2 separate regions of the Homo sapiens genome follow, and region 1 is linked to region 2. A link is a loop called in an ENCODE intact Hi-C map of the cell type or tissue named here. Cell type or tissue: B cell. All regions are shown on one strand. Each heading gives the region's core, and the rest is flanking DNA. Links, peaks and the distances in the headings are about the cores only. Region 1 overlaps OR1I1 (olfactory receptor family 1 subfamily I member 1). Region 2 overlaps CYP4F22 (cytochrome P450 family 4 subfamily F member 22).

Region 1 (15,842 bases), core at 3,189-11,188, 460 kb after region 2:
GGTCCAGGGAAATGAAAAGATTGGACACCCATGGGCCAAATTATGTCCCCTTCAGTCCCTTGCCAAATTCCTATGTTGAAGTCTTAACTCCCGGTCCCTTAGAATGTGACTGTATTTGGAGATAGAGTCTTCTCTTCCTCTTTGGTCTCCCAAAGTGCTGGGATTACAGGTGTGAGCCACTGCTCCTGGCCATGTATGTATTTTCTTTCTTCCTTCCTTCCTTCCTTTCTTTCTTTCTCCTTCCTTCCTTCTTTCTTTCTTTCTTTCTCCCTCTCCTTCCTTTCTTCTTTCTTTCTCTCTCCTTCCTTCCTTCCTTTTCTTTCTTTCTTTCTCTCCTTCCTTCCTTCTTTCTTTCTCTCTCTCTACTTCCTTCCTTCCCCTTTCTTTCTTTCTCTTTCTTTCTTTCCTTCTTTCTTTCTTCTTTCTTTCCTTCTTTCTTTCTTCCCTTCCTTTCCTTCCCTTTCCCTTTCCCCTTCCCCTTCCCCTTTCCCTTTCCCTTTCCCTTTCCCTTCCCTTCCCTTCCCTTCCCTTCCCTTTCCCTTCCCTTTCTTTTCTTTTTCTATTTTTTTTTTCAGGGTCTCTCTCTGTCGCCCAGTCTGGAGTGCAGTGGTGCGATCTTACAGGCCTGTGCCACCACGCCCAGCTAATTTTTGTATTTGTAGTAGAGACAGGGTTTCACTATATTGGCCAGGCTGGTCTTGAACTCCTGACCTCAAGTGATCCCCCGACCTTGGCCTCCCAAAGTGCTGGGATTACAGGCATGAGCCGCCACACCCAGCCCCACATGTATGTATTTTTCTTCCTCCAATTTTCTTTCTCGTTGGCTGCAGGCCTGATACGCTGTGCTTTTGGTACCTGGTGGGTTAACCACCCGCAGGCACATACAGACCCATTCGTTGAAAGACAAAATGCAGGTGGAGGGACCGGTCAGGTTTGGGCAGAGCTCAGCACTTCTGTGGCAGTCATGGTGAGTTGGCGGAGAAATACCCCGGAGCTAGAGACAGAGGTAATTACGTTAAAATGACGTCTTTAGGGTGAGTCCTAATCCAGTAGGACTAGTGCCTTACGAGAAGAGGAAATTTGGATACAGATGTGTGCACACATAGAAGGAAGACAATGTGAAGTCTCAGGGAACAGCCAGCCACTTACAAGGCCTGGAGAGAAGCCACAGAACAACCCTACCAACGTAACTTGACCTTGAACTTCCAGCCTCCAGAACTATGAGAAAATAAATTTCTGTTGTTTAAGCCTCCCAGGCTGTGGTATTTTGTTATGGTAGTCCCAGGACACTAGTGATCCTCCATTATCTGCAGGGAACATGTTCCAAGATGCCCGGTAGATTCCTGAAACCGTGGGTAGTACAGAACCCTAGCTATACTGTGTTTTGTCGATCTCATAACTGCCATGGCTAGTAAGGGACTGATGGGTGGGGTGTTTACAGTGCAGATGTGCCAAACAAAGGGAGGATTGACATCCCAGCTGGGATGGAGTGGAATGGTGCAAGATTTCATCACACTACTCAGAATGGCACGCACTTTAAAACGTATGAGTTGTGGCCAGGCGCAGTGGCTCATGCCTGTAATCCCAGCACTTTGAGAGGCTGAGGTGGGCAAATCACCTGAGGTCAGGAGTTTGAGACCAGCCTGACCAACATGGTGAAACCCCATCTCTACTAAAAATGCAAAAAAATTAGCTGGGTGTGGTGGCGGGCACCTGTAGTCCCAGCTGCTCGGGAGGCTGAGGCAGGACAATTGCTTGAATGCAGGAGGTGGAGGTTGCAGTGAGCCAAGATTGTGCCACTGCACTCCAGCCTGGGTGACGGAGTGAGACTGTCTCAAAACCCAAAACCAAAAACGTATGAATTGCTAGCACAACAGGGTGACTGTAGTCAAAAATAATTTAATTGTACATTTGAAAATAACTTACAGAGCATAATCAGATTGTTTGTAAAACAAAAGATAAATGCTTGAGGGGATGGATACCCATTTTACCCTGATGTGTACATCCCTGTATCAAAATATGACATGTAATTCATAAATATATACACCTACTATGTACCCACAAAAAAACTTACTAATTGTTTATTTTTTTTTCTCTCTCTTTTTCTTTCTTTTTTTTTTTGAGATGGAGTCTCACTCTGTTGCCCAGGCTGGAGTGCAGTGGTGTGATTTTGGCTCACTGCAAGCTCTGCCTCCCAGGTTCACGCCATTCTCCTGTCTCAGCCTCCTGAGTAGCTGGGACTACAGCGCCCGCCACCACACCCAGCTATTTTTTTTGTATTTTTATTAGAGATGGGGTTTCACCATGTTAGCCAGGATGGTCTCAATCTCCTGACCTCGTGATCCGCCCGCCTCGGCCTCCCAAAGTGCTGGTATTACAGGCGTGAACCACCATGCCCAACCCAAAGTGTTTATTTCTCAAATTTTTCATTTAGTATTTTTGGACTGCTGTTGACAGCAGGTAACTGAAACCTCATGAAGAAGCGGGAACTATTGTAATACAGTGGCCAACCTCCAATAAGAACCCAGAACACCTCCCAGCACTTTGGGAGGCCGAGGCGGGTGGATCACGAGGTCAGGAGTTCAAGACCAGCCTGGCCAAGATGGTGAAACCCCATCTCTACTAAAAATACAAAAAATTAGCGGGGCATGGTGGTGGGCGCCTATAATCCCAGCTCCTCGGGAGGCTGAGGCAGAGAATTGCTTGAACCCTGGAGGCAGAGGTTTCAGTGAGCCGAGATCGCACCACTGCACTCCAGCCTGTGTGACAGAGAGAGACCCCGTTTCAAAAAAACAAAAACAAAAACAAAAAACAAACAAACAAAAACAACCCAGAACACCAAGGCTTGGGTCAGCTCCTTGGTTAGCAACACTCTGCACCTGTTGTTACACATTGTGGCTGTGAGAATTCAGCATTGTCTATGTCTGTACAACTCCACTGGGAGGGAACAGCTGGAAGCTCATGCCTGGTGTCTCCTAGATGCTGCTCTATCTGCCTTTTACCTTTGCAGATTTTTTTTTTTTAATGGGGGCCAGGTGTGGTGGCTTACACCTGTAATCCCGTTGCTTTGGGAGGCCAAGGAGGGAGGATCACTTGAGCCCAGGAGGCAGAAATTGCAGTGAGCTGTGATCACACCACTGCATCCCAGCCTGGGTGACAGAGCTAGATGCTGTCTCAAAAAAAAAAAAAAGGGGGGGGGGTTACTCTGTTGCCTCATCTGGAGTGCAGTTGTGCAATTCTAGCTCACTGCAACCTTGAACTCCTAGATCTGAGTGATCCTCCGACTTCAGCTTCCCAAGTAGCTGGGACTACAGGTGTGCATCACCACGCCTGGCTAATTTTTACAATTTTTTGTAGAGACAGGGTCTGGCCATGTTGCCCAGGCTGATCTCGAACTTCTGGCTTCAAGTGATCCTCCTGCCTCAGCAGAGTCCCAGTCCCACAAGGCACCTGAGTGTGGGACAGGCATAATTGAAGGTTGGGGGTATCAAAGGAGGAGTGCATCTCTCACTTAAAGTGTTGGGATTATAGGCATAAGCCACTGTGGCTGGCCCTTTGCAGATTTTAATCTGTATCTGTTTACTGCAATAAACCATGAGTATAATAACATTACTGAGTTCTGTGAGTCTTTCTAGCAAATCATTAAAGGTGAGGGATGCCTTTGGGATCCCCAGCCACAAAGGTTTACACAAACAAAACCACCTCCATTTCCTGCCAAGTTCCTGGCAAATGGACAGTTGGGAGGATTGTCCCAATCCATCTCTGCGAACTTCAGCCCAAATCTTAGTGAATCTTTCTTACACTTTCCAGAAAGTGGCCACTCCTGCTGGCTTGTCCGCTTTTCACTCCCCAGAGTCCCACACAGGGGCTGCTCCCTCCTCCCGGGACAGGCCTTGAGTTGCTCCAAGCTGCAGTGTGACCTTGGGCAAGTCACCCACCTGGGAGGCTACCAGCATCATGAGGGAGGGAGAGGCTGGGTTTTGAGGTCACACCAGCCTGGGCTGGATTCCCCCACTCTGCCCCAGATCTGGCATGTGGCCTTGGGGTGGTCACTTTTCGTCTCTGAGCCTCAGTTCCCGAATCTCCAGATTTGCTTTGAATCACCCAATAAAATTTCACATGGAGAGAAGGAAGTGTTCTTGTACTTTTTTTTTTTTTTTTTTTTGAGACAGAATCTTGCTGTGTCACCCAGGCTGGAGTGCAGTGGCACAATCTTGGCTCACTGCAACCTCCGCCTCCCAGGTTCAAGCGATTCTCCTGCCTTAGCCTTGAGTAGCTGGAGCTACAGGTGCATGCCACCACGCCTGGCTAGTTTTTGTATTTTTAGTAGAGATGGGGGCTTCACCATGTTGGCCAGGCTGGTCTCGAACTCCTGACCTCAGGTAATATACCCATCTTGGCCTCCCAAAGTGCTGGGATTACAGGCGTGAGCCACTGTGCCCGGTCTGTTCTTGTACTCTTAATATAGGCTTGGGCCGTGTGCAGTGGCTTACACCTGTAATCCCAGCGGTTTGGGAGCCAAGGTGGGAGGATGGCTTGAGGCCAGGAGTTCAAGACCGGAATAGGCCACATAGTGAGTCCTCGTCTCTATAAAAAAGTAAAAAAAATTAGCCATGTGTGGTGGTGCGTGCCTATAGCCCTAGCTACTCAGGAGGCTGAGGTGGGAGGATTGCTTGAGCCCAGGAGGTCGAGGCTGCATTCAGCCATGATCACACCACTGCACTCCAGCCTGGGCGACAGAGCGAGACCCTGTCTCAAAAAAAAAAAAAAAAAAAATTTACTGGATAAGATTGGCTCAAACCTCTTCCAGCATGCTTGCTAAGATTTTAGAGAATTTCCAGATTATTTTCTGTCTTTTGTTGTTGCTGAATTAAGGAGTCCCGCCATCTTGCTGGTTTTGCTCTGTGGGATGAGGCCCCTGGCTTCTTAATTTCAGCAGAGTCCCAGTCCCACAAGGCACCTGAGTGTGGGACAGGCATAACTGAAGGTTGGGGATATCAAAGGAGGAGTGCATCTCTCACTTAACCTTGACTGCAGGTATCTTTGTTCCAACTCAGCAGCCTACTTTGGCTGCCCCATCCGGTATTCCTAAAACCTTTCCATCACACTGCCTCATTCATTCATTCATTCAGAAAATATATTTTGTGGCTGGGTGCGGTGGCTCATGCCTATAATCCCAGCACTTTGGGAGGCTGAGGTGGGTGGATTATTTGAGGTCAGGAGTTCGGGACCAGCCTGGCCAACATGGTCAAACCCCGCCTCTACTAAAAATAGAAAAATTAGCTGGGCATGGTGGCGGGCACCTGTAGTCCCAGCTACTTGGGAGACTGAGGCAGGAGAATAACTTGAACACGGGAAGCGGAGGTTGCAGTGAGCCAAGATCACACCACTACACTTTAGCCTGGGCGACAAAGTGAGAGTCCATCTCAAAAAATAAAATAAATAAAATAAAATAAGATTAAATTAAAATAAAGAAAAAAAGTGTTTTTTGTTTTTTTTTTTCTTCTGAGACAAGAGTCTTGCTCTGTCGCCCAGGCTGGAGTGCAGTGTCATGATTTTGGGTCACTGCAACCTTTGCCTCCCGGGTTCAAGCGATTCTCCTGCCTCAGCCTCCTGAGTAGCTGGGATTACAGGCACGTGCAACCACGCCTGGCTAATTTTTGTATTTTTAGTAGGGATGGGGCTTCATCACGTTGGCCGTGGTTGGCCAGGCTGGTCTTGAACTCCTGACCTCAGGTGATTGCCCGCCTTCACCTCCCAAAGTGCTGGGATTACAGGTGTGAGGCACGGTGCGTGGCCAGAAAACATACATTGAGTGGCTACCGTACTAATCATAGGGGCACAGAGGTGCAAAGATAAACAAGATAACACTATTTCAGGTCCCAGCTCCCAGCTCAGTCAAATGGGTGAAACAGACATTAATCAAAGGGTTACACAAACTAATATAAAACCACTGCAGTGAGGAGGCCGGGTGCAGCAGCTAACACCTGTAATCCCAGAACTTTGGGGGGCTGAGGCAGGTGGATCACTTGAGGCCAGGAGTTCGAGACCAGCCTGGCAAACACGGTGAACCCCGTTTCTACTAAAAATACAAAACATTAGCCAGGCATGGTGATGCGTGCCTGTAATCCCAACTACTCGGGAGGCTGAGGCAGGAGAACCATTTGAACCCAGGAGGTGGGGGTTACAGTGAGCCGGGATCGCCCCACTGCACTCCAGACTGGGAGACAGAGCAAGACTCTGTCTCAAAACAAAACAAAAGACCCCACAAAACCACTGCAGTGATGAAGAGATCACTAATGATGAGTGATGATGAGAGAGGGGATAGCGAGTGTAACATTAGGGCAACTGATGTAGCTGGGCAAGGGATGGAGGTTAGGGGAGGCTTCCTTGAGGAAGTGGAGTTTGTGCTGAAATCTCAATGCCAAGCAGGAATTTACTCAGGAGGGGTCAGGAAGAGGGAACAGCATTTGCAAAGGTCCTGTGGCACCAGCTCCTTATCTTCTGATGGTTTTCAGCCCACTTCACCTCTCACTTTTTGGTCTTTCTTGGTCCCCTTAACTCTTGTCACTCCCATCCATCTATACGAGGATTGGCAACCTATGGCCCATAGGCTAAATCCAGCCCTTGAAATAAAAATAGTTTTGCATTTATTTTTATTTATTTATTTATTTTTTAAGTTTTTTAGAGACAGTGGTCTTACTCTATCCCCCAGGCTGGAGTGCGGTGGTGCAATCATAGCTCACTGCAGCCTTGACCTCCTGGGCTTAAGTGATCCTCCTTCCTCAGCCTCCTGAGTAGCTGAGACTACAGGCATGCACCACCATGCCCAGCTAATTAAAAAATTTTTGTAGAGATGGGGGAGGTCTCACTATGTTGCCCACTCCAGTCTCGAACTCCTGGCTTCAAGCAATCCTCCTCCCTTGGCCTCTCAAAGTGCTGGGATTACAGGCATGAGTGAATGCACCTGGCCTAGAGTAGTTTTAACATTTTAAAAGTGGTTGAAAACAAACCCAAAGGCTACAAGGTATGACATGTACTATGATATGAAATGGAAGCTTCTGTGTTTATAAACAAAGTTTTAGTGGAACACAGCCAAGCCCATTCGTTGATGTCTCATCTATGGCTGCTTTCGCCAGACAGCAGCAGAGTTCAGTCATTGCAACGGAGATGGTAAGGTCCCTAAAGCTGACAATATTGACGACCTGGACCTTGACAGAAAAAGTTTGCTGACTCCAGATCTATGGCATGGATAACTGGCAGGTTCGTTCTGAAGCACAGCCCCACCCCCTATCCTCCTTAAACCTTGTCATGGTCCCACTCCCCGTGGTCCACACACCGTGTTACTCCCAGTGCCCTCCACGGGCCCCCTGCAAACCCAGCTTCCCTGTCACTCTGGGCTCAGGCCACACCAGTCTCCGTGATTTCTTTAAACAACACAGGCTCCTTCTCATCATGGAAACTTTGCACCTGTTGTGCCCTTCCAGGGGGAGATTACACCTAAGGGCCATGGACCTGGGCCAGTTCACAGCTAGAATACAAGTTTCCGGGGAAAAAAAAAAAACAACCAAAAACCAAAAAAAAAAAAAAAAAAAAAAAGCGTTTTAAATCCAATTTGTGAAATGACATTATTGCCACCTAGTGGCCACTTCTCTAACTGTAGTTTTCAGAGCTTTTAGGGCGGTTGGGAAGGTTCCCTCCTGGACACAGTGGCTAGAGCGGCACCCCAAATCTGGTTCTCCTGTATCTCTGTACCTAAAGCCTATTTGGGTCCCGGTTATCTACAGGACCCCCATCTAGCCCAGTGATGCTCAAACTTTTAAATTACAAACTTTTTTTTTTTTTTTTTTTTTTTTTTGAGACAGAGTCTCGCTCTGTCACCCAGGCTGGAGTGCAGTGGGGCGATCTCGGCTCACGCAAACTCCGCCTCCCGGGTTGACGCCATTCTCCTGCCTCAGCCTCCCAAGTAGCTGGGACTACAGGTGTGGGCCACCACGCCTGGCTAAGTTTTGTATTTTTTTTTAAATTGAGGAGGAGTCTCGCTCTGTCACCCAGGCTGGGGTGCAGTGGCGTGGCCTTGGCTCACTGCAAGCTCCGCCTCCCGGGTTCAGGCCATTCTCCTGCCTCAGCCTCCCGAGTAGCTGGGACTACAGGTGCCCGCCAACATGTCCGGCTAATTTTTTGTATTTTTAGTAGAGATGGGGTTTCACCATGTTAGCCAGGATGGTCTTGATCTCCTGACCTCATGATCCGCCCACCTCAGCCTCCCAAAGTTCTGGGATTACAGGCATGAGCCACTGTGCCCGGCCTAATTTTCGTATTTTTAGTAGAGAGGGGGTTTCACCATGTTGGTCAGGATGGTCTCGATCTACTGACCTTGTGATCTGCCCGCCTCGGCCTCCCAAAGTGCTGGGAATACAGGTGTGAGCCACCATGCGCAGCCTGCTGTTACTTTCAGTGGCAAAACCACAATTACTTCTGCACCTACCTTGTAGGGGTGTTGCTTAACACTTATTGAGATTGTGCATATAAAGGAGTTAGCATTGTTCAGATAATAAATCTCGGTTGTCATCATCATTATTGTCATCATGCTGATACCCAGTAAGTGAATCCATGCAATCTAAATCCTTCATCCTTTTCTCCAGTTCTAGCCCAGGGTCCCTTGGCCAGAACACATGGTCAATTGTAAACTTGAGAGGATGTACTGGGACACTTTGTAGGTTTTGTAGGTTGCTGACATTTCTTAAACTAACTGCATTTGTTTTCTAGCAATGTTGCAACAAAGTACCACAAATCAGGCCGAGTGTGGTGGTTTACACCTGCAATCCCAGCACTTTGTGAAGCCGAGGAGGGCAGATCTCTTGAGGCCGGGAGTTTGAGACCAGCCTGGGCAACATAGTGAGACCCTGTCTCTACAAATATATATAGCTGATTGCAGTGGCATAGGCCTGTAGTCCCAACTACTCAGGAGGCTGAGGCAGGAGGATTGCTTGAGCCCAGGAGTTTGAGGTGAGGTTGCACTTTAGCTATGATTGCACCACTGTACTCCAGCCTGGGTGACACAGTAGATCCTGTCTGTCTCTAAAAGAAAAAAAAATTTAAAAATTACCATGAACTAGGTGACTTAAACAATAGAAATTTGTTGTCTTACAGTTCTGGAGGTTAAGAGTCCGAGATCAAGGTGTTGGGCCAGGTGCAGTGGCCCACGCTTGTAATCCCAGCACTTTGGGAGGCTGAGGTGGGCAGATCACTGGAGGCCAGGAGTTTGAGACCAGTCTGGCCAACATAGTGAAATCCCATCTCTACTAAAAACACAAAATTAGCTGGGCGTGGTGGTGGGTGCCTGTAATCCCAGCTACTTGGGAGGCTGAGGCAGGAGAATTGCTTGAACCTGGGAGGTGGAGGTTGCAGTGAGCCAAAATCATGCCACTGCATCCAGCCGGGATGACAGAGCAAGACTCCGTCTCAAAAAAAAAAAAAAAAAAAAAAGATCAGTTGTCAGCAGCTTTGATTCCTTGGTTCCTTCTGAGGGCTGAGAGGGATAGCCTGTTCCACGCCTCTCCTGGCTTCTGGTGGTCTGCAGGCAGTCCCTGGCATTCCTTGGCTTGTAGGAGCATCACCCCAATCTCTGCCTCCATCTTCATGTGGCGGTCTCCATGTGTGTGGGTGCCTGTGTCCAAATCTCCCCTTTTCATAAGGACGCCAGTCGTATCAGATTAGGGACCAACCTAATGACCTTACTGTAATCTAATGACCTCTGTAAACACCCTATCTTCAAATATGGTCACATTCTGAGGTCCTTGGGGTTAGGACTTCAACATATCTTTTTTATTTTATTATTATTACTTTTGCAGACAGGGCCTTGCTCTGTTTCCCAGGCTGGAGTGCAGTGGCAGGAACATAGCTCATGCAGCCTCGACCTCCTTGGCTCAAGAGGTCCTCCTGTCTCAGCCTCCCGAGTAACTAAGATGACAGGTGCACACCACCACACCCAGGTAATTTTTTCTTTTTTCATTTTTATTTTTTGTAGGGATGAGATCTCACTATGTTGTTCAGGCTGGTCCTGAACTCCTAGCTTCAAATGATTCTCCCTACTCAACCTCCCAAAGTGCCAGAGTTTACAGGTGTGAGCCACTGCGCCTGGCCTCCCACGTATCTTTTTTTGGGAGCCACAGTTCAACCCATAACACTAACTTTTTAAGTGCCCCGGGCCACCTGATCTGCTGTGGCTGACCCTGCGTGTAGAATCATACTGGGTTCAGAGTCAGGCGATGAATGTCACAGGAAACACATAGATTTTGGAGCTAGGCTAGGGTCTGTGTTCCCAAACTACGATTGATGGACCGTCTGCATCAGAGTCCCCTTGACTGGGGGTTGTGGGGAGACAGGAAGCCTGTTGGGAATTGAGAAAGTAAGCCCCAACCACAGTCATAGTTACAAGTGGAGGTCTCAAGACCCCCCAGGAGGCTGAGGCTTGCTGGCTGACTAAGCGAACAGCACGTGAGCTAATCTCACTTGCAAATATTTTCAAAGTTCTTCCACAACACTTAGGAAACACTGGCTAATACATGGGCTGTCTGTATCTACCTATCTATCTATCTATCTATCTACCTACCTCCTCTATCTCTATCTATCCATCCATCTATCTATCATCTATCTGTTGATCGATTGATCAATCGATCGACTGACCTACCTACCTATCTCATCTATCTATCTATCTATCTATCTATCTATCATCTATCTACTTATATGATCTATCTATCAATCAATCATCTATCTGTCTGTCAATAGATAGATCTATCGATCGGTTGACCTACCTACCTACCTACCTATCTATCCTATCTATCTATGTATCTATCTGTATATCTATCTATCTATCTATCTATCTATCTATCTATCTATCTATCTATCTACATATCTTATCTATCCACCCTATCTACCTATCTTATCTTATCCTCTCTATCTATCTGTCTGTCTATCTATCTATCTATCTATCTATCTATCTATCTATCTATCTATCTACCTATGAGTGACAGATCTTGCTCAGTTTCCCAAACTGCTGAAGTGCAGTGGTGCAGTCATAGCTCACTGCAACCTTGAACTCCTGGGCTCAAATGATCTGCCTGCCTCAGCCTCCTGATTAGCTGAGACTACAGGCGTATACCACCATGTCTTGCTAAAGTGATTTTGTGTGTGTGTGTGGAGATAGGGTCTCTGTATGTTGCCCAGGCTGGTCTCAAACTCCTGGCCTCAAGTGATCCTTCCACCTTGGCCTCCCAAAATGCTGGGATCACAGGCTTGAGCTTCCACACCTGGCCTTTGTCAATACTAAAATGAGTGTAGCTACGTCTCTTGTTTTCAACTACTCTTATTCACATAGCAATCCTAAAAGGCTGATCCTCCAGGAGGGCTAATTTCAGGCCAGTTTGATCCTTGCTATTCTGATCTTTTTGGGGAAGATAAATCCTGGGGAAAATGCACACCTTTCCTTTGGGTGCTCATACACTTTGTTCATCTCTTTATGACACATTTATCACGTTGTACTGGAAGGATTTATTCCATGTCTCTGTTCCCAGCTAGACTCTGAACTCCTCCAGGGTAGGGGATGGGATGCATCTCTGTGTCCCTAGCAGCCAACAGTGATCCTGGAACATGATAAACATCCAATAACTGTTCTGGCCTAGGACAGGGGACGGCCACTTTGCCGATGAGCTTCCCCAGGGCTGCCTTCATATCCTTGTTCCGTATGCTGTAGATAAAGGGGTTGAGCATGGGGATGAACACCCCACACATTAGGGCGGCTGCCTTGTCCTTCTGGGAGGAGCTGGGGGATGTGGGCTGTAAGTACACAGCAAAGATGGTCCCATAGGACAGTGACACCACAGTGAGGTGTAAGCCACAGGTGGAGAAGGCTTTCCACTTGCCCCGAGTAGAAGGGATCTTAAAGACTGTCCAGAAAATGCGGATGTACGAGAGAAGGATGCAGGAGAATGGGCTGGTGCCCACGACAATGCCAAAAGCAAAGATCACCAGCTCGTTGGTGTGCGTGTCTGAGCCGGAGAGCTTCAGCAGGGGCATGAGGTCACAGAAGAAGTGGGAGATTTCAGAGCCGGCGCAGAAGGTCAGTTGAGCCATGAGGCAGGTGTGTATGAGAGACTGGAGGTTGGTGATCATCCATGATGCTCCCAGCAGCAGCCCACAGACAGGGGAGCACATGAGAACCAAGTAACGCTGTGGGTGGACAATGGCCACGAAGCGGTCGATGGCCATTACTGCCAGGAGAAAGCTGTCCATGGTCCCGAACAGGTGGAAGGCATACATCTGGGTGAGGCAGCCCACAAAGGGGATGGCTCTGCTCTGAGCCTGGATGTTCGCTAGCATCTTGGGGACGGTGGTGGAGGATAATAGGGTGTCAACGAGTGAGAGGTTGAAGAGAAAGAAGTACATGGGTGTGTGGAGGTGAGAGTCCGTGATGATGGCCAGGATAATGAGGGCATTTCCAATGATGGTGACCAGGTATGTGGAGAGGAACATTGTGAAGAGGAGGGTCTGATGCTCTGGCTTTTCTGAGAGTCCCTGGAGGAAGAATTCTGAGATTTCGGTTTGCTTTTCTGGTTCCATGTATGGTCTGTGACTAGTGGGAACAAAAAGGGAGAAAAACCACACAGAGCCAGGTGTCAGAGATGCCATTCTGGTCCCAGCTTCCCACGGAAACCTATACTGTTCTGTGAAAATTCCATCAAATCCATCAAATTCCTTTGTGTTCAGTTAACCTCAAGCCATCTTCAGTGGGCTTCTGTTGCTCCTCAAGCCAAGTCATTCATGCCTGAGACAGTCAGGGTCTCAAGGATCTAACGGAGTCGCTCATAGTCAACTTGGATGTTCTCTATAAACACTTTTGCTTCCTTCAGTGGAGCAAAGCTTCATAGAAAACAAAACCAAGTGGCCCGCGCCTGTAATCCCAGCACTTTGGAAGGCTGAGGCGGGCAGATTGCTTGAGGTCAGGAGTTCGAGACCAGCCTGGCCAACATGGTGAATCCCCGTCTCTACTAAAAATACAAAAAAATTAATCAGGCGTGGTGGTGGGCGCCTGCAATCCCAGCTACTCTAGAGGCTGAGGCAGGTGAATAGCTTGAACCCGGGAGGCAAAGTTTGCAGCGAGCAGAGATTGTGCCACGGCTCTCTAGCCTGGGCTATAGAGCAAGATTCTGTCTCAAACAAAAAACAAAAAACAAAAATAAAAAAAGAAAATCAAGCAGAATCAAACCTCAACAAAAACTCTATACAGTAAAGGGAACCTGACCATCTTCTGTTTTTCCTTCTCTTCCTTTCCTGTGTTCTCTCCCTGTTTTCTTTTTCCTTTTTCTTTTTTTGAGACAGAGTCTTGCTCTGTCACCCAGGCTGGAGTTCAGTGGCACGATCTCAGCTCACTACAACCTCTGCCTCCTGGGTTCAAGTGATTCTCGTGCCTCAGCCTCCCAAGTAGCGGGGATTACAGGCACGCACCACCATGACTGGCTAATTTTTGTATTTTTAGTATAGACGGGCTTTCACCATGTTGGCCAGGCTGGTCTCAACTCCTGACCTCAAGTGATCTACCCGCCTTGGACTCCCAAGGTGCTGGGATTACAGGCATGAGGCACCGCGCCTGGCCATCTCCCTCTTTTCTTTCCTCCCCCCTCAACCCTCCTTCCCCTTCATCCTTCCACCAACAATATGTAATCTTTAACATCAGTTTTGTGTTAAAAACCGATGAATGGATAAAGAAAATGTGGTAGGAATATACAATGGAATACTATTTATTCAGCCATGGAAAAAAGAGGAAATTCTATCATTTGCAACCATATAGATGAAACTGAAGGACATTCTGTTACATAAAATAGCCAGGTACAGAAAGACAGATACCACATGGTCTCACTTATATGTGGAATTTAAAATGGCCAATCTCATAGAAGCAGAGTAGAATGGTGGTTACCAGGGGCTGGGGGCGGGAGGTGGGTGTTAGGGAGATATTGATCAAAGAATACAAAATTTCAATTAGATGGGAGGCATAATTCAAGAGATCTATTGTACAGCATAGTGACTATAGTTAATAACAATGCATTGTATACCAGAGAAACTCAGAGTCAATTTTATGTTCTCACCACCAAGAAATGATAGGTACAGATGTTCTGAGGCTGATAATGGGGTCATACATTGAAAATGTCATAAGTCAGACCTGGCGTGGTGGCTCATTCTTATAATCCCAGCACTTTGGGAGGCCGAGGCAGGGGGATCACCTGAGGTCAGGAGTTTGAGAGGTCAGCCTGGCCAACAAGGTGAAGCCCCGTCTCTACTGAAAATACAAAATTAGCTAGGCGTTGTGGTGCATGCCTGTAATCCCAGCTACTTGGGAGGCTGAGGCAGGAGAATCGCTTGAACCTGGGAGGCAGAAGTTGCAGTGGGCTGAGATTGAGCCACTGTACTCCAGCCTTGGCAACAAGAGCGAAACTCTGTCTCAAAAAAAAAAATATATATATATATATATATATATATATATATATATATATATATATAAGTCAAAAATGCATTGAACATACCTAACCTACCAAACATCACAGCTTAGCCTAGCCCACCTTCAATGTGCTCAGAACACTTACGTTAGCCTACAGTTAGGCAAAATTATCTAATACAAGATCTATTTAATTTAATTTAATTTATTTTGAGACAGGGTCTCACTCTGTCACCCAGGCTGCAGTGCGGTGGCACAATCACAGCTCACTGCAGCCTGTACCTCCTGAGCTCAGGTGTTCCTCCCACCTCAGCCTTCCTAGTAGCTGGGACAGGTGTTTTTATTTTGCCCTCAGCAATAATGATATCTGTAATGGGTTAAACCTTCTTAGGAGCCAGTTTCTTTCTTTTTTTTTCCCCCAGCTATTGGCTGCTCAGCATGATTTTTATTTTATTTAATTTTATCATTTTATTTTAAGTTCCAGGATACACGTGCAGGACGTGCAGGTTTGTTACATAGGTAAACGTGTGCCATAGTGGTTTGCTGCACCTATCAAGCCATCACCTCGGTATTAAGCCCAGCATGCATTAGCTATTTATCCTGATGAGGAGCCGGTTTCTTTCTTTCTTTTCTTTTTTGAGATGGAGTCTTACTCTGTCACCCAAGCTGGAGTGCAGTGGCGCGATCTTGGCTCACTGCAACCCCCGCCTCCTGGGTTCAAAAGATTCTCCTGCCTCAGCCTCCTGAGTAGCTGGGATGACAGGCGAGCACCACCACGCATGGCTAATTTTTGTATTTTTAGTAGAGATGGGGTTTCACCATGTTTGTCAGACTGGTCTTGAACTCCTGACCTCATCATCTGCCCGGCTTGATCTCTCAAAGTGCTGGGATTACAGGCGTGAGCCACTGCAGCCAGCCAGGAGCCAGTTTCTTAATGCATAGGTCTTACAATAACTCCCACAGGGAGATTGTGTTAGCTACAATTTACAGTGAGCAGACTGGGGCTGAGCGAGCTGCCAGGGGCACTCAGCTTGCAAGTGCCTGATCTCGCCTTTGAATTTAGACTTATTTTCACTCTCATACTCCACTGCCTCCCTAAGAATGGCCACTCTCACCTCTTTATGAGGCATTTCGAAGCTAAATTCTGTGCTGTCAACACGTGCAAGGGAAAAATATTCAATTACAAGCATTTACACGTGTTTCTTTTCGAGACAGAGTCTCACTCTGTCACCTAGGCTAGAGTACAGTGGCACGATCTCGGCTCACTGCAACATCCGTCTCCTGGGTTCAAGTGATTCTTGTGCCTCAGCCACCCGAATAGCTGGGATTACAGGTGTGCATCACCACGCCC
Region 2 (15,842 bases), core at 3,543-11,542:
GTCCTGAAAGGCCCAGCCTGAATCACTGCAGGTTGTCAGTGGCTTGGTTTCAGTTACCAGGAACCCATCAGCCCCACCAGGACCAGCTCCCTGGAGCCACCCCAGCCTTGGGCAGTGCCCCTCCCTCTCCCAGACCAGGACCCTCCAGCCCCGACAGTTCCAGCCTGGCACCTTCTGTCAGGAGCAGCTTGTCCCACACAACTTCCTCTTCCCTCCTCCTGGGGCTTCTTTGTCCCTGGCCCCTCACCTAGGCAAGGCTGGGCTGGGCTGGGCAGTCAGGGGCAGCCAATCCCCGTAGGCCATAGGCCTGGCTGCCTCCTCCCTGCCTGGGCAGCTGGCCAAAACCTGCAGGCAGTATCAGCTGGGTGCAGAGAGGAACCAAGTCAGTGTCACAGTTCAGAGTGGAAACTGGATCTTCAGCCTTCAGTATCTCCTGCTTGAACCTGGGGCCAAGGTGACTCTGGGACCCCAAGTTTACAGCTGCCCCTGCCCTTCCAAGGCCACGTAAATCATGAGGTTGGGAATTCAGGCGTCAGGCAAGGAGAACCAGGCAGGCCAAGCCTTGCACCCAAACATCTCCCACAAGTGGGCTGGGAGGACACCATGCACCATTTCTCGGTGCAGAATTAGGAGACTTGGAGAAGGGAGTCTCTGGCCTCTGACTGCACAACCTGGCAGAAATTCAAGTCCTGCCTCCAGCCAGCCCAGGGCTGAGGTGACACATGATGGCCAGGAGCAGGAACAAAGAACAAAGAATCCAGCCCCGCTGAGGATTACCCAGGTCAGATTCTGGGGATTAAGAGGAGAACTGGAAGAGTAAACCAGGCAGCTGTGGTCGGTTTTGTTTGTTTTAATTAATGCAAAACAGATTTATCTGCATGCACAGCAGTGAGGATTAGGAAACTAGATAGAAAGGAAAGAAGCCTTCAGCAGCAAGTGAAACTCATCAAGACTCTTTTTTTTTCTTTTCTTTTCTTTTCTTTTCTTTTTGGAGGCGGATTCTCGCTCTGTCACCCAGGCTGGAGTGCAGTGGCGTGATCTCGGCTCACTGCAAGCTCCGCCTCCCAGGTTCATGCCATTCTCCTGCCTCAGCCTCCCAAGTAGCTGGAACTACAGGTGCCCACCACCACGCCTGGCTAATTTTTTTGTATTTTTAGTAGAGACGGATTTCACCCTGTTAGCCAGGATGGTCTTGAACTCCTGACCTCAGGCGATCCACCCGCCTCAGCCTCCCAAAGTTTTAGGATTACAGGCGTGAGCCACCGTGCCCAGCCAAGACCTTTAAGTAGCTGACTCTAGGATCTCTATAATGGGAAGACTTACTCAGTCTAGAAGGTGGGGTGGGAGGCACAGGGGGCAAGAGTGAGAGGGGCCATGAGCGGACAGGGTCAGGCATAGGAGGGCAGAGCCAAGGGACTCTGGGTGGAGTCCTCGTTGTGCCCCGTCCTTGCTCTGACTGTGAGCAGTGCTGGGTCTCCTGGGCTCAGTCTTCCTATCTGGGAAATGGGATGTTGGCCTTAAAGGGGCACATCTTGTCCAGATACTGTCCTGAAATCCCCTGTTGGGTGTTCTCAGCCCTCAGCCACTAAGATGAGGGTGAGTGGGGTTTTTTCATTTTTTTGATGTTTGTTTTATTTTGTTTTGTTTTTGAGACAGAGTGTCGCTCTGTTGCCCAGGCTGGAGTGAGGTGGCGTGAACTCAGCTCACTGCAAGCTCCGCCTCCAGGTTCAAGCTATTCTTCTGCCTCAGCCTCCCAGGTAGCTAGGATTACAGGTGCCCACCACCACACCCAACTAATTTTTGTATTTTTAGTAGAGACGGGGTTTCGCCATTTTGGTCAGCTGGTCTTGAACTCCTGACCTCAGGCAATCCACTCGCCTCGGCCTCCCATAGTGCTGGGATTACAGGCGTGAGTCACCACGCCTGGCCAAGACTCTTAAGTAGCTGACTCTGGGATCACTATAATGGGAAGATTTATTCAGTGTAGAAGGTGGGGTGGGAGGCATAGGGGGCAAGAGTGAGAGGGGCTGTGGGCGGACAGGGGGCAGGCGTGGGTGGGCAGAGCGGAGTGACTCTGAGTGGAGTCCTCATTCTGCCCCGTCCTTGCTCTGACTGTGGGCAGTGCTGGGTCTCCGGGACTGGGTCTTCCTATCTGGGAAATGGGATGTTGGCCTTAAAGGGGCACATCTTGTTCAGATACTGTCCTGAAATCCCCTATTGGGTGTTCTTAGCCCTCAGGCGCTAAGATGAGGGTGAGTGGGGTTTTCTGTTTTCTTGGTGTTTGGGTTTTTTTTCGTTTTTTGTTTGTTTGTTTTTGAGGTGGAGACTTGCTCTGTTGCCAAAGCTAGAGTGCAGTGGCGCGATCTCAGCTCATGGCAAGCTCCACCTCCAGGTTCAAGCTATTCTTCTGCCTCAGCCTCCCAAGTAGCTGGGATTACTGGCACCCGCCATAACGCCTGGCTAATTTTTGTATTTTTAGTAGAGACAGGGTTTCACCATGTTTACCAGGCTGGTCTTGAACTCCTGACCTCATGATCTGCCCGCCTCGGCCTCCCACAGTGCTGGGATTACAGGCGTGAGCCCTCAAGCCCAGCCCCAAGATGAGAGTAAGTTTGAAGGATGGAGCTGCTGAATGAGAAAATCAGGATAGGTGTTCCTCCTGTAATTGATCGAATGTTGGGGAGATGTCCAAAATTTCCTTCCCCCACTAAGAGCTAACTACATACCATGTAGCCCTGCCTGATCCAGCTTCAGGTCCTAGAGCACGTTGGAGGGCCCTGGAGCTGCCAGCAAGCTGAGATGTACAGATTCTCCTTCTTCTCTACTGGGGTGGCTCCACCTGGTCCACCCCACAGACGAGCCAGGGGCAAGGCCAGGGCCCCCTGGAGTAGGTGGGAGGCAACAGGGTAGGTGCCCAGCTAGGTCTGGGGAGAAGAGGGAGGGGGAAAATCAAAAACAGAGAGGTGCCGAAACTTGCTCCAGCCACACAATGAAGTAATTAAACATTAGCATGGGTGAAAATGAATCCTGGCACGTAGTAGGTGCTCATTAAATATTTAGGGAAGAAAGGGACTTTTCTAGCCATGAGCTATAAGAAGTGGACACTCAAGATGTGATCCTTGGATCAGCAGCATCTTGGAAATGCAGAATCTCAGATTCTAACCCAGACCCCTTAAAGGTGATAGCCACAAAGTCTTTGTCACTGTCTTCAGCAAGAGGGAGAGCTTAATTTCTTTCCCCTTGAATCTGGACTGGCCTGGGATTGAGAACAGAAGTGGCATGTCACCACCTCCACCACACACTATTGGTTGCTTAACCTATAGTGCCTGGGTGACAGTGAGACCTCATCTCTGCAAAAAAAATACAAAAATACAAAAAAATTAGCCAGGTGTGGTGGCACATGCCTGTGGTCCCAGCTACTTGGGAGGCTGAGGTCCCAAGCTACTCAAGTTGCTTAACCAATAGTGCATGGTGATGGTGACATGCCACTTCTCTTATGGGAAATTAACAGAATGAGACAAGCTAGACAGCGACTGAGGGGGCTGTTCTGGACTCAGTGATCAGGCAGGAATGTCCCAAGAGGAGACCTTTGAGCAGGAACCTGAATGACATAAAGGAGGGGGCTCTGCATAAGGGCCACTGTATAAAGACCCAGCACCAGGTGGGACACACATGTTCATTCTCACTTCCATCCTCAAATGCACTGAGATAATCAGAGCTAGAGGGGTGCCTGCAACCAAGAGATGCAGGAGAAGCAGGGTGCACTGGAGACCCATGTGGTGACCGATGAAATCTCACCCAACGCTCACACCAGAAGCCAGTGTTGAAGTTTCATTTAACACTCTCAAGAACTCAAAACCCAGCCAGGCACAGTGGCTCATGCTTGCAGTCCCAACACTTCGAGAGGCCAAGACAGGTGGATCGTTTCACCCCAGGAGTTCGAGACCAGCAACACAGCGAGACCCTATCTCTGAAAAAGTAAATTTAAAAAAAAAAAAAAATATATATATATATATATATACATATATAAATACAAAGAATTAGCCAGGTGTTGTGGCACATGCCTGTGGTCACAGCTACTTGGGAGGCTGGGGTGGGAGGATCGCTTGAACTCAGGAGGTTGAGGTTGCAATGAGCTAGGATTGCACCTCTGCATTCCAGCCTGGTGACAGAGTGAAACCCTATCTCAAAAAAATAAATAAATAAATAAAAATTAAAAAGATGATGAAGAAGAAGAATTGCAAACCCAACAAGCCCCTTAGTCCATATTGAGGGCAGGACCAGCAGGTATAGCTATAACTGCCACATTTGCAGCCCGGGTGACAGAAGACCAGATGAACTGGATTGGGAGACAGAAATCCTAGAAGGGAACTTTGGAAAAGTTCAGAGGTCACACAAGAGCTAGGAACCACCACCAGAGCATGTTACTCGATGTTACTCAGTGATTTCCTCTCTTCTTTTTCTTTTTAATAAACTTTATTTTTTTAATGTATTATATATTTTGGCCAGGTGCAGTGGCTCACGCCTGCAATCCCAGCACATTGAGAGTCCAAGGCAGGTGGATCACTTGAGGTCAGGAGTTTGAGACCACCCTGGCCAACATGGCGAAACCCTGTCTCTACTAAAAACACAACAAACATTAGCCAGGTGTGGTGGCATGCACCTGCAATCCTGGCTATCCAGGAGGCTGAAGCACAAGAATCACTTGAACCCAGGAGGCAAAGATTGCAGTGAGGTGAGATCGCATCACTGCACTCCAGCCTGGATAACAGAGCAATACCCTGTCTCAAAAAAAAAAAAAAAAAGAAAGAAGAAAGAAAATAAAAGAAAAAATAAAATGGTCAGGGCATTGTGGCTCATGCCCGTAATCCCAGCACTTTGAGAGGCCGAGGCAGGAAGTCGGTACCAGCAAATAGGAAGCACCAAATTGCCAGCCATGAGAGTGAGCCACCTCAAAGTATCTCTTCCAGCCTCAAATGAGCTGCCCACACTGATGCTGTGTAGGACTGAGAAAGCCATCCTGGCTGAGCCCTGCCCAAATTGTAAACTTGTGAGCAAACTAAAAGTTGTATATATTCTGATACAGATAGGAGTTCATACACACATACCAAAAAAAAAAAAAAAACTTGTATATCTTTTTTATTTTTTTGAGATGGAGTTTCGCTCTTGTTTCCCAGACTGGAGTGCAATGGCATGATCTTGGCTCACAGCAACCTCTGCCTCCCTAGTTCAAGCGATTCTCCTGCCTCAGCCTCCCAAGTAGCTGGGATTACAGGCTCACACCACCGCGCCCGGCTAACTTTGTATTTTTAGTAGAGACAGGGTTTCTCCGTGTTGGTCAGGCTGGTCTCGAACTCCCGACCTCAGGTGATCCGCCAGCCTCGGCCTCCCAAAGTGCTGGGATTACAGGCATGAGCCACCGAGCTTGGCCTGTATATTGTTTTAACCTACTAAGTTTCCTGGTAGTTCAATATACAATAATAGATAATTGAAACAGATATATTTCCCAACAAGTTTGGAGTCATCAAAAAACTGATAATGGACTGGGTGCAGTGACTCAGGCCTGTAATCACAACAGTTCGGGGGGCCAACATAGGCGGATCACTTGAATCCAGGAGTTCCAGTTCAGCCTGGGCAACATGGTAAAACCCCATCTCTACAGAAAATACAAAAAAAAGCATCTGGATGTGGTGGTGGGAGGATTGCTTGACCCCAGGAGACAGAGGTTGCAATGAGTTGAGATTGAGCCACTGCACTCCAGCCTAGGCAACAGAGCAATACCCTGTATCAAAAAAAGAAAAAAAAAAAAAGGCCGGGTGCAGTGGCTCACCCCTGTAATCCCAGCACTGGGAGGCCAAGGTGGGTGGATCATTTGAGGTCAGGAGTTCAAGACCAGCCTGGCCAGCATGGTGAAACCTCATATCTACTAAAAATAACAAAAAAAAAATTAGCCAGGCATGGTGGTGTGCCTGTAATCCCAGCTACTCAGGAAGCTGAGGCAGTAGAATCACTTGAACCCAGGAGGCAGAGGTTGCAGTGAGCCGAGATCATGCCACTGCACTCCAGCCTGGGTGACAGAGTGAGACCCTGTCTCCAAAAAAAAAATTTTTTTAATAAACAAAAAAAACCCGGTAACGTGTGCATAAATGCTTTTATATACATTGGAAAACGTTCATATATATATGAACGTTTTTTAATTTTTAAAAACTGAAAAAAGAGCACACCAAACTGCTGGGCCAGAGGTAGAAGCAGAAGCAGAAAGCGGAAGAATTTCCCTTTCAAATTTTACACTTATAACTTATTCCCTGCTCCTTCCATGTCCTTGAGGAGGGAGGAGGCTGTCAGGAGAGGAGTGAGCACCCAGCTTGTGGTCAGACAGCCCATAGTCAAAGCCAGGCTCTGCCACTCCCTCACTGCCGTGTGACCTTGGGCAAGTGATTTGCCCTCTCTGAGCCTCACATTCATCGTTGGTAAAAAAAATAAATAAAAGCGCACACTGACAGGCTTCTGGGGATTGGAGGAACCAGCACACATGTGTGTCTTAATTTGGGTTCCCTGGAACTAGACCTTAATACAAGGAGTTGAGTGCAAATCCTCTATCAGGAGGGTGACCATAAGACAAGAGTTCAACTGCCTGTTGTTTCTTTGGGAGGTGATCCCTGGAAACACAATTAGGGCAATGGAGAAGAGGGATGGGGAAGGGAAGGCAGCAGCAGTTAAAGGGACCTTTATTGAGGAAGTTTCCACTGTGGGTAGCTAGGGCTCAGCCCTGCCTAGTACCTCAGGGAGACAGAATAGAACATGCACCTCCCAGAACAAGGGAGTCTTCACCCCCAGAGAGAGGGAGCTGGGGTATTTATCCACCAATACCCACCAGTCATTACTGACAGCTTCCTCCAAGGGCATGATTTCTCCAGAATGTCCTGCCTGCACCGCACAGGTCAGACCTGGGGACAGAGGCAAGGGCTCTGACAGTGGCTCCAGCCATGAGCAGGAACACAGCCTGGTGTGTGTGGATAGTTACAGTGACTCAGTGAGTGGAGTTCTCCTCTCCTCTCCTTCCAACACACCCATCCATATGCGCACACACAGTCACACCGACACATACACGTTTACACACACTCGTGTGCACACTACAACACATGCACACACTGTTACCCAAATGCACCCAAACACATACGCGGTCACACATGCACGCTCAAACGTGCACGGACACAAAATTGAACGAATAGAGAATGGATCTCCAAATTGTCCAGCAGAGGGAGCGTTCTTCACACTCAGGAGGAAGGAGGTCCCACAGCCGCCAGCGACAGGACCAGACTTCGGTGTTTTGAGAATTACACTTGCAGTACGTGTAACAGGGCTCCGGGGACCCAGGGACCTTACTCCTCCCCTTCTCATTCTCATTTATTCACCCTCGTGGCCCTTGGCGGAAACTCAGTGTGCATTACAAGCATGATGATACCGGACTATTCGCATGACAAGAAAAAGCCGAGGTGCAGAGAGGGACAGTCACGTGCCCAAGGCCGCCCCTAGGAAGGAAGAGCCTAGATTGAGCCCACATATGTCGGATCTCAAGGCTAACTTCGTTTGCTAGTGGATGGCGAGGTTGCGCCGAAAAGGGCCCAGGAGATGTTTGGCAAAGGATGCGCTCTTGGAGACCCTCGGTTGGGAGGGGGGTGTAGGAGAGGCAGCACCTGCAAGATCCGGGTGGCTCACGTAGGGTCTGGGACTGTCTGTTTCCCATTCAGCCCCGGAGTACGTCGAACAGGGGATCCCGGCCGACGACCCCAGCACAGGCCACCGGGGGGCGCCCCAGGACACACGCCGCTGCTACTGCCTCTCGCACAGCCAGCCCCGCTTTAGCTCATCTCCTCCCCGCTCCAACTCTAGCCCAACCCCCGTCGACGCCCCCTTCTACGCTACGTGGCTAGGGATCTAGACCAGGACTGGGAGCCTGAGGGGTGGGGCAGAAGAGGACTCAGCGCCAGCGCTGAGGCCGCACCGAATGATCTTGGGTAAGTCACTTCATTCGGGGGCTCAGTTTCTACCTCTGTTAAACGGAATAATAAAAAGTGATCTTACAAGTCAGTATGAGGATTAAATGGGAATATATGGAAAGAGCACACAGGAAGCACTCAATCAAAAAAAAAAGTTTTGTTTTTGTTTTTCAGACCGAGTCTCGCTCTGTCACCCAGGCTGGAGTGCAGCGGCACTATCTTGGCTCACTGCAACCTCCGTCTCCCGGGTTCAAGCGATTCTCCTGTCTCGCCCTACCGAGTAGCTGGGACTACAGGCGCGTGCCACCACTCCCGTCTGATTTTTTTTTTATTTTTAGTAGAGACAGTGTTTCACCGTGTTAGCCAGGATGATCTCAATCTCCTGACCTCGTGATCCGCCCGCCTCGGCCTCCCAAAGTGCTGGGATTACAGGAGTCAGCCACCGCGCCCTGCCCTAATTTTTTGTATTTTAAGTAGAGATGGAGTTTCACCATGTTGGCCAGGCTGGTCTGGAACTCCTCGCCTCAACTGATCCGCCCACCCCGGCGTCCCAAAGTGCTGGGATTACAGGTGTGAGCTACCACGCCTGGCCTCATAATTGTTAGGTTAACTTTGGAGACCACCCCCAGGGCTCCCTTAAGCCCTTACTCCATACACACACACACACACACACACACACACACACGCGCGCGCGCGCGTGCGCGCACACACACACGCACACATGAGATCTCACCCAGTCTTAAAGTTTTGCTTTCTTTTCTGTTTTTTTTTTTTTGTTTTTTTTTTTTTGTTTGTTTTGGTTCTCCAGTTCATGGTTTTTAATTAGCAGAACTGTTGCCTTTGGGACTGGATAATTACTTGTTTTATTGAGCTAGGTATCCTTTGTCTTGTAGAATGTTTAGCAGAGTGCTGGGTCCCTACCCTCTAGACGCAAATAGTAACCACCGGTTGTGACAACCAAAAATGTTTCCAAATAACAACGAATGTCATCTGGTAGGAAAAATCACCCCCATTTGAAATCGCTTCACTAGCTTTTGGAAAAATATATAAAATATTTATACTAAGGCTTCCCAAATATACATGCCCAACCCAAAACTCTTGAATTGGAGAACCGTTTATTCGACTGACATGTCCAATTCCTCTGAACCAAAACTGACATCCTGACATCTCCCACAAAACAACTTACTCCACTCAGCATTCCCCACGTCAGCTGATGGCAGTTCCATTTTTCCAGATGTTCAAGCCCAAACCTAGTGTCCCCCACTTCTTTCAAACTTCACGTTTTATCCACCACCAAGCCTGACAGCACTGCCTTTGTGAACAGTCACTCCTCCTTGGAATCCAATTGCTCTTGATCACATCTAAAGACCCCGGCTTGGTTGAAGCCACCATCATGTCTCACCTGGACGAATGCAGTCACCCCTAACTGATCTGCCTAGTCCCATCTTTGCTCACACTGTCTCTGTTTAACAGAGCACACAAAGTCCTGTGGAAGTCCTGGCATGGTGGCTCACACCTGTAATTCCAGCACTTTGGGAGGCTGAGGTGGGAGGATCGCTTGAGACCAGGAGTTCAAGACCAGCCTGGGCAACATGGTAAGACCCCCGTCTCGATAACAAATACAAAGCTTAGCTGGGCATGGTGGTGTGTGCCTGTGGTCCCAGCTACTCAGGAGGCTGAGGCAGGAGGATCGTTTGAGCCCAAGGAGGCCAAGGCTGCAGTGAGCTATGGTTGCACCCCTGCACACCAGCCTGAGCAACAAAGCATGACCCTGTCTCAAAAAAAAAAAAAAAAAAGTTCGTATGACAAAGCTTGTCCCTCCTCTGCTCAGAACTCCCCATTTCTGTCACAAAAAAAGTCACAGAAAAGGCCCTGTGTGAATTTACTTCTTTCTTTACTTATTTATCATTTATCATATCTCCTCCCTAGAGGTAAACTCTGGGAACCTAGGGCTCAAACAGTGCCTGTCTCACGGCAGATTGCCCAAGAAATATTTGGTAAATTAATTTTTTTTTTAGACAGAATCTCACTCTGTCGCCCAGGCTGGAGTGCAGTGGCACAATCTCGGCTCACTGCAACCTCCACCTCCCAGGTTCAAGCGATTCTCCTGCCTCAGCCTACTGAGTAGCTGGGATTACAGGCACCCGCCATCAAACGTGGCTAATTTTTGTATTTTTTAGTAGAGACAGGGTTTCACCATGTTGGCCAGGCTGGTCTCAAACTCCTAACCTCAGGTGATCCACCTGTCTCAGCCTCCCAAAGTGCTGGGATTACAGGCATGAGCCACCGCACCCGGCCTGTTGAATTAATATTATTGTCTCTAGTGACCTAGATGGAAATAGTCTACAGGCAAATGCTACCTAAAAGGAAGATGATACCACTATTATACCACCACTATATATATAATGATGGCATATATAGTGCATATATATATATTATATATGTGGTATAATAGCAGTATCATTTTCCTTTAGTGTAGCATTTTATATGTATAAAATTGCTGACATTGTCATTGCCCACCTTTTTTTGTTTGTTTGTTTTTGGAACAGGGTCTTGCTCTGTTGCCCCAGCTGGAGTGCAGTGGTGTGATCATAGCTCACTGCAGCCTCAAACTCCTCAGCTCAAGTGATCCTCCTGCCTCAGCCTCCCAAGTAGCTGGGACTACAGATGTGCACCATCACACCTGGCTAATTTTTTATTTTTTGTAGAAATGGAGTCTCACTGTGTTGCCCTGGCTGGTCTCTAACTCCTGGTCTCAAGCAATCCTCCAGCCTCAGCCTCCCAAAGTGCTGGGATTACAGGTGTAAGCCATCACGCCTGGCCCCCATCTTTTATATTCCCATATCAGGGACTACTCTACCATCAAGTTCCCTCAGCCAAATACCTGAGCATCACCCTTACCACCTCCCTCCCCTCAGCCCCCACTGCTAGATAGTCACCCCAATCCTGGCCCTTCCTGTTGTCTGGACCTCAGCTTCCCTCTTTCCCAGGGTCCCAACCCCGCAAGTCACCTCCCTGCCAGCCCTAGATCTGGCCATGTCCTGTCCTGATCCCGCTCACACACTCTCCATGGCTCCCTATTGCCCTCAGCATAAAGCCTGTGCATTTGGCCCCTTCCTTCATTCTGCCCCCACTTCCCAGATCCAACCACCTGGCCCCTGGTGAGTTCCTCAAACACACTCTGTTCTCCCTCAGCTCAGGGTATTCTCAGATGTTGTTCCTTCTGCCTGGAATACTCTTCCCTCCCCTTGTCACCCACTCAACTTCCATTCCAGCATCGGAGAAGCTCTCCCTGACCCATCCCCATCCCTCTGCTATATTCATCCAGCACCCGGGGCCTCTCCTTTGGAGCACCTGTCCTGGGTTGTAAATAAACCTTTACACGTGGAATTATTTGTTCAACATCTGTCCCCCACCCCCTAAGAAGGCAGAAAACAGGGCCTGCCTGTGGTTCTGAAGCAGTGCCAGCAAACAATATGTGATCTGTTGATGAAATAAATGAACACACAAACTGACCCCCAAAATCTGAGTTTATGTCCTAGGATAAATGGCTTTCCAGCCTCCTAGCCCGCAGCTTCGCTCAGTTGCAGAGCCCCTCATTCCCATGCTGGGGGCTCCACGTGTAAGGATCTGGCTGAGCTAGGGGTGGAGGGTGGGGTAAGTCTGCATCCTTTGCTTTTATTCTGCAAAAACAGAACACTCAGCAAAGGATCTTTGGGCAAGGGAGGAAGGAAGGGGCTTACAAGGGTCTGAGTTTACAAAACAACAACAAAAGCAAGCAGCCTCGAACCCTACGATCCAGCCTCACGCCTGAGCAGTCTGCCCGTATGAGCTGAGGGCCTCAGGAGGGTGATGTCCGAGTTAAAAGCTCTGACGTCAGGCTCCAGCTTTCCTCAGTTTGGAAGCCTGCCAGGGGTTCAGCCAGTTGGGGGGGGGTGGGGTGTGGTGGGCCCTGAGTCATAGGTGGGTCTTAGGTCCTCTGAAGGCTCAGTGGGCAAGGCCTGGAGACCTGGATCTGCAGGGGCGTGGCCTGAGGACCTCAATCCGTAGGATCCTGGGGGCGGGGCCTGAGCCCAAGGGGGCAGGGTCGACCCTGGTCCCTCAAACAGGACAGGTGCGAGAAGTCAGGGGGCGGGACCTAAGCCTCAAGGGGCGGGATCAGGCCCCCTAAGGGGAGGAGCCTTGCCTTGAGGGGCGTGGCCAGTACCACCAGGCTGCTCAACAGCGGTGCCTGGTCATCCAGGAGCTGAACCTGAACTTCGAGGGGGGTGGCCTATGCCCTCGGGATCTTTGGGGCGAGTCCTGGTCCTTTGGGGGCGGGGCCTGGACCCTCGGGAGCCGCAGGGGCGCGCCCACGCTCAGGCCCGCGGAGGCAGCGGCTCCACCTTGAGCCAGAGCCCGTTCTCCGTGCGCAGTATGAGCTCCGGCTTCCGCCGCACCTTGCGCGTTCGGTCCACGCTCAGGCGGAAACGTAGCAGTGTTAGTGCCACAACCACGCGCAACTCGGCCATGGCGAAGCTCTGTCCGATGCAATTCCTGGAGGAAGAGGGGACAGGGCTCAGGCCCAGCTTCTGTGTGAGCACTGGTCCCCGGGGGTCACATGCCTCCTTTGAAAATGAAGCAAGCATCCTGGGCTGGCTGAGGGTTAAAGTGAAACCCCACGCTGGGTGAGGGTTAAAGTGAGACCCCACGGATCGCTCAATTAATGTGACCTTGGGGTTGAGTGTCTGAATCCCAGTACAGCCTCTTACTAGCTGTGTGTCCTGGATACACAGCGCCCCCTCTGAGTCTCAGTTCCTTCATCTGTAAAAACGGGGACAAAGGCATCATAGAGCCAATGGGAGCGTGGGAGCCCAGAACTCAGGGCCTGACACACCGTTGGTGCTCAATACCCAGGATGCTATTGCAGAGTCTGATTTGGGGGCCTCCTGGCGCATTGGGGAGAGGGTGCTGGGTCTTCAGAAAGGACGCCTGGGTGCCATCTGATCTCTGCTCCTGAGAGGCACATTCCTGATCTTTCCCTGCCTCTGTTCCTACACAGCTGGCTTGGACTAGGGGAAATAGAGGGGTTACCTGGGTCCTGCAGAGAAGGGCACATAGGCCAGTGGAGAGCGCTGCTGTGGGTTGTCCGGGTCAAAGCGGTAGGGGTTGTACACCTAGGGAGGAACAGCCTGGAGATGAGTCTGGGGGCTGCCCCAGACATCCCAGCCTGGCCCCCTTCCCTGAGCCTCTGGGGGTCAGTAAAGATGGATGGGGAGCACCCCAGGGCCACCTCTTCCATTCCACCTTGCACTTCCTGCAATGCAGCCACACCTGCCTCCTTCTGTTGTTCACACGCACCAGTGAGATTCCACCTCAGGGCCTTTGCACTTGCTGTTTCCTCTGCCTAGAACAGGCTTCTCCCTGATCCTTCATCCCCTAAGTTCTCAGCTCAAACATCTCCTCGGCAAGGCCTTTCATAACCACTCGAGCTAAAGTGCCCCCTCCACCTGTTTTTCTTTTTTTTTGTTTGTTTGTCTGTCTTTGTTTGTTTGTTTGTTTGTTAGAGTCAGAGTCTCACTCAGGCTGGAGTGCAGAAGCGCGATCATAGCTCATTGCAGGCTGGGCGCGGTGGCTCACGCTTGTAATCCCAGCACTTTGGGAGGCCAAGGCAGATGGATCATCTGAGCTCAGGAGTTCAAGACCAGCCTGGCCAACATGGTGAAACCCCATCTCTACTAAAAATACAAAAAAATTAGCCAGGCATGGTGGCACACACCTGTAATCCCAACTACTCAGAAAGCTGAGGCAGGAGAATCTCTTGAACCCAGGAGGTAGAAGTTGCAGTGAGCCAAGATCGCACCACTGCACACGCTCCAGCTTGGGCAACAGAGCAAGACCCAGTCTCAAATAAATAAATAAATAAATAACCATAGCTCATTGCAGCCTCAAACTGCTGGGCCCAAGCGATCCTCCTGCCTCAGCCTCCCGAGTGGCTGGCACTGCAGATGTGCATCACCATGGCTGGCTAACTTTTTTTTTTTTTAGAAATGGGGTCTCACTGTGTTGCCCAGGCTGGGCTGAGCTGGAACTTCTGGCCTCAAACAATCTTCCCATCTTGGTCTCCCAAAGCACTGGGATTACAGACACAAGCCACCACATTGGGCCAACTTTTTCCTTTTTGGTAGAGATGGGGGGTCTCGCTGTGTTGCCCAGGCTGGTCTCAAACTCCTGGGCCCAAGCGATTCTCCCACCTTAGCCTCTCAAAGTGCTGGGATTACAAGTGTGAGCCACTGCACCTGTAAACCGGAACTGGCCCAGTTTTTCTTTCTTTTGTGCATGTATCAATACCCAAAATCTTATTTATTTGCTTATTGTCTTCCCCAAAACTTCACTGTGAGCCCTGTAAAGGCAAAGACAGTATCATCCTCTATTTTCAGAGCCCAGCACACACTCTGGCACACAGTAGGTGCTCAATAAATATTTTCTGCCCTAATGAATTAACAATCAGTGGGTGAATAAATGGCTAAATGCGGAGTGGGGAGGGGTGTGCGCACTCAGGCCCTGCAACCAGCCCTGCTCGCTGGCTCCCTGGGGCGCAGGGGAGGGGAGGACCTGAGGGCAGGGAGGAGTGGGGCAGGCACTCACCTTGGAGTCAGGCCACACTGTGGGGTTGTGGTGGGTTCCATAGATGCTGACCAAGCAGATGATTCCTGTGGGGAAAGATGGGATCAGTGGGGCCAAGGGGAGCCAGGGCCTCCTCCAGAAACATCCCCCAACTTGGGTCTCCCTAGAGCCATGATGTTCCCATGAGCCATCTGCCACCACCTTCTGTCCATCCTTCTCTAAAAAATTCTGCTGCCCCATCCACTCTTCCCACCTTTCCCTAAGAGGAACCTATCATCTTCTTTCTGGCTGCCAAGCTGGCCACATAGGGATCTTTCTTACTCGCAGATCTGACATTGCTCCTCTTCAGCTCAAACACCTACCTTGGCTCCCTGCTGCCCCCAGGATTGAGTTCAAGCGCCATCACCTGGCACTCAAGGCCTTTCAAAATCTGCATCCTGAGGCTCTACTCCATAAACATGCTCACTCTTTCACTTCCACACTCCAAGCCTCACCTCCCACATTCCCTCCTCCAGGCAGCCCTCCCTGCATTCCTCTCCATATTGGAGCTACTCCAGCCCCTGTCTCTCCCTTTAGCCCATTCCTGATTCCATACGCCTGGGAATGTCTGCACCCTGCTGTATCTCCCCCAGAAAGGGCAATACTCAAAACCTGAGCCAGGGTCCCCTGTATCAACCAAGGCAGGGCTTGGTCTCCAGGGAGTAACTGGCAACTGAATGAAACTGACCCTCCCCAACTGCACCCTCACAGGCCCATCCCTGCGACACTGCCTCCTTCCTTTCCACCTGGACTCACCCGGCTCTATCTCCCTGCACACACAACTGGGTTTTCTCCAACACCCCAGAAGCAACAGGCACACAGAGAGCTATCCCATCTGCAGGGATAGTGCACCTGGGGCAGGCATAGCCAGGCCCCTGTGGACAATAGAGCAGCTACATCATTGGAGGCAGTGCACCAGCAGCAGGCGGAACATGGTAGGCACCTTTGGGGATGATGCGCCCATCTGGGAGCTTGATGTCCTCCGTGCATTGGCGAGAGACAAGAGTGACAGGTGGGTACTGGCGCAGGCTCTCCTTAATGCACATAGTTGTAAAGGGCAGCTGAGTCAGATCGTCCCTGGGGAGAATGGAGATATAACTAGAGGCCGAGCCACCATGGCACCACCTCCCCAAAACACACACACACACACACACACACACACACACACACACACACACACACTCTCTCCCTCTCTCT

What was found. A loop is a pair of places that touch in the nucleus more often than their neighbours do. Peaks named below come from ENCODE experiments on the same cell type or tissue, not always from the same donor. Only the 100,000 strongest peaks of a DNase experiment are listed, where the experiment ranks them.
Region 1: it touches region 2 in a loop (21-fold over the local background); 94 of 110 quality-filtered maps call a loop at or near these places.

The regions. Positions count from the first base shown.
Region 1 is chr19:15,083,845-15,099,686 of GRCh38, reverse strand. It overlaps OR1I1 (olfactory receptor family 1 subfamily I member 1), which reads right to left. Exons shown (of 2, transcript NM_001004713.2): 2 at 6,717-12,634. The coding sequence starts at 12,621. The coding sequence ends at 11,554. Among named protein-coding and RNA genes, the nearest start is that of OR1I1, 9.6 kb to the right of the region's middle. In B cell, for the core only: CTCF peaks have their summits at 7,450 and 7,649 (motif pointing left); a DNase peak (open chromatin) is centred at 7,646; H3K27me3 peaks cover 254 bases.
Region 2 is chr19:15,547,988-15,563,829 of GRCh38, reverse strand. It overlaps CYP4F22 (cytochrome P450 family 4 subfamily F member 22), which reads right to left. Exons shown (of 14, transcript NM_173483.4): 11 at 15,589-15,722; 12 at 14,628-14,692; 13 at 13,074-13,156; 14 at 11,513-12,536. The coding sequence ends at 12,359. Among named protein-coding and RNA genes, the nearest start is that of CYP4F22, 47 kb to the right of the region's middle. RefSeq lists an enhancer at 7,358-7,497 and silencers at 7,958-8,017, 12,215-12,264. In B cell, for the core only: CTCF peaks have their summits at 7,090, 7,299 (motif pointing right) and 7,741; DNase peaks (open chromatin) are centred at 7,259 and 7,809; H3K4me3 peaks cover 1,071 bases; H3K27ac peaks cover 348 bases; H3K27me3 peaks cover 1,391 bases.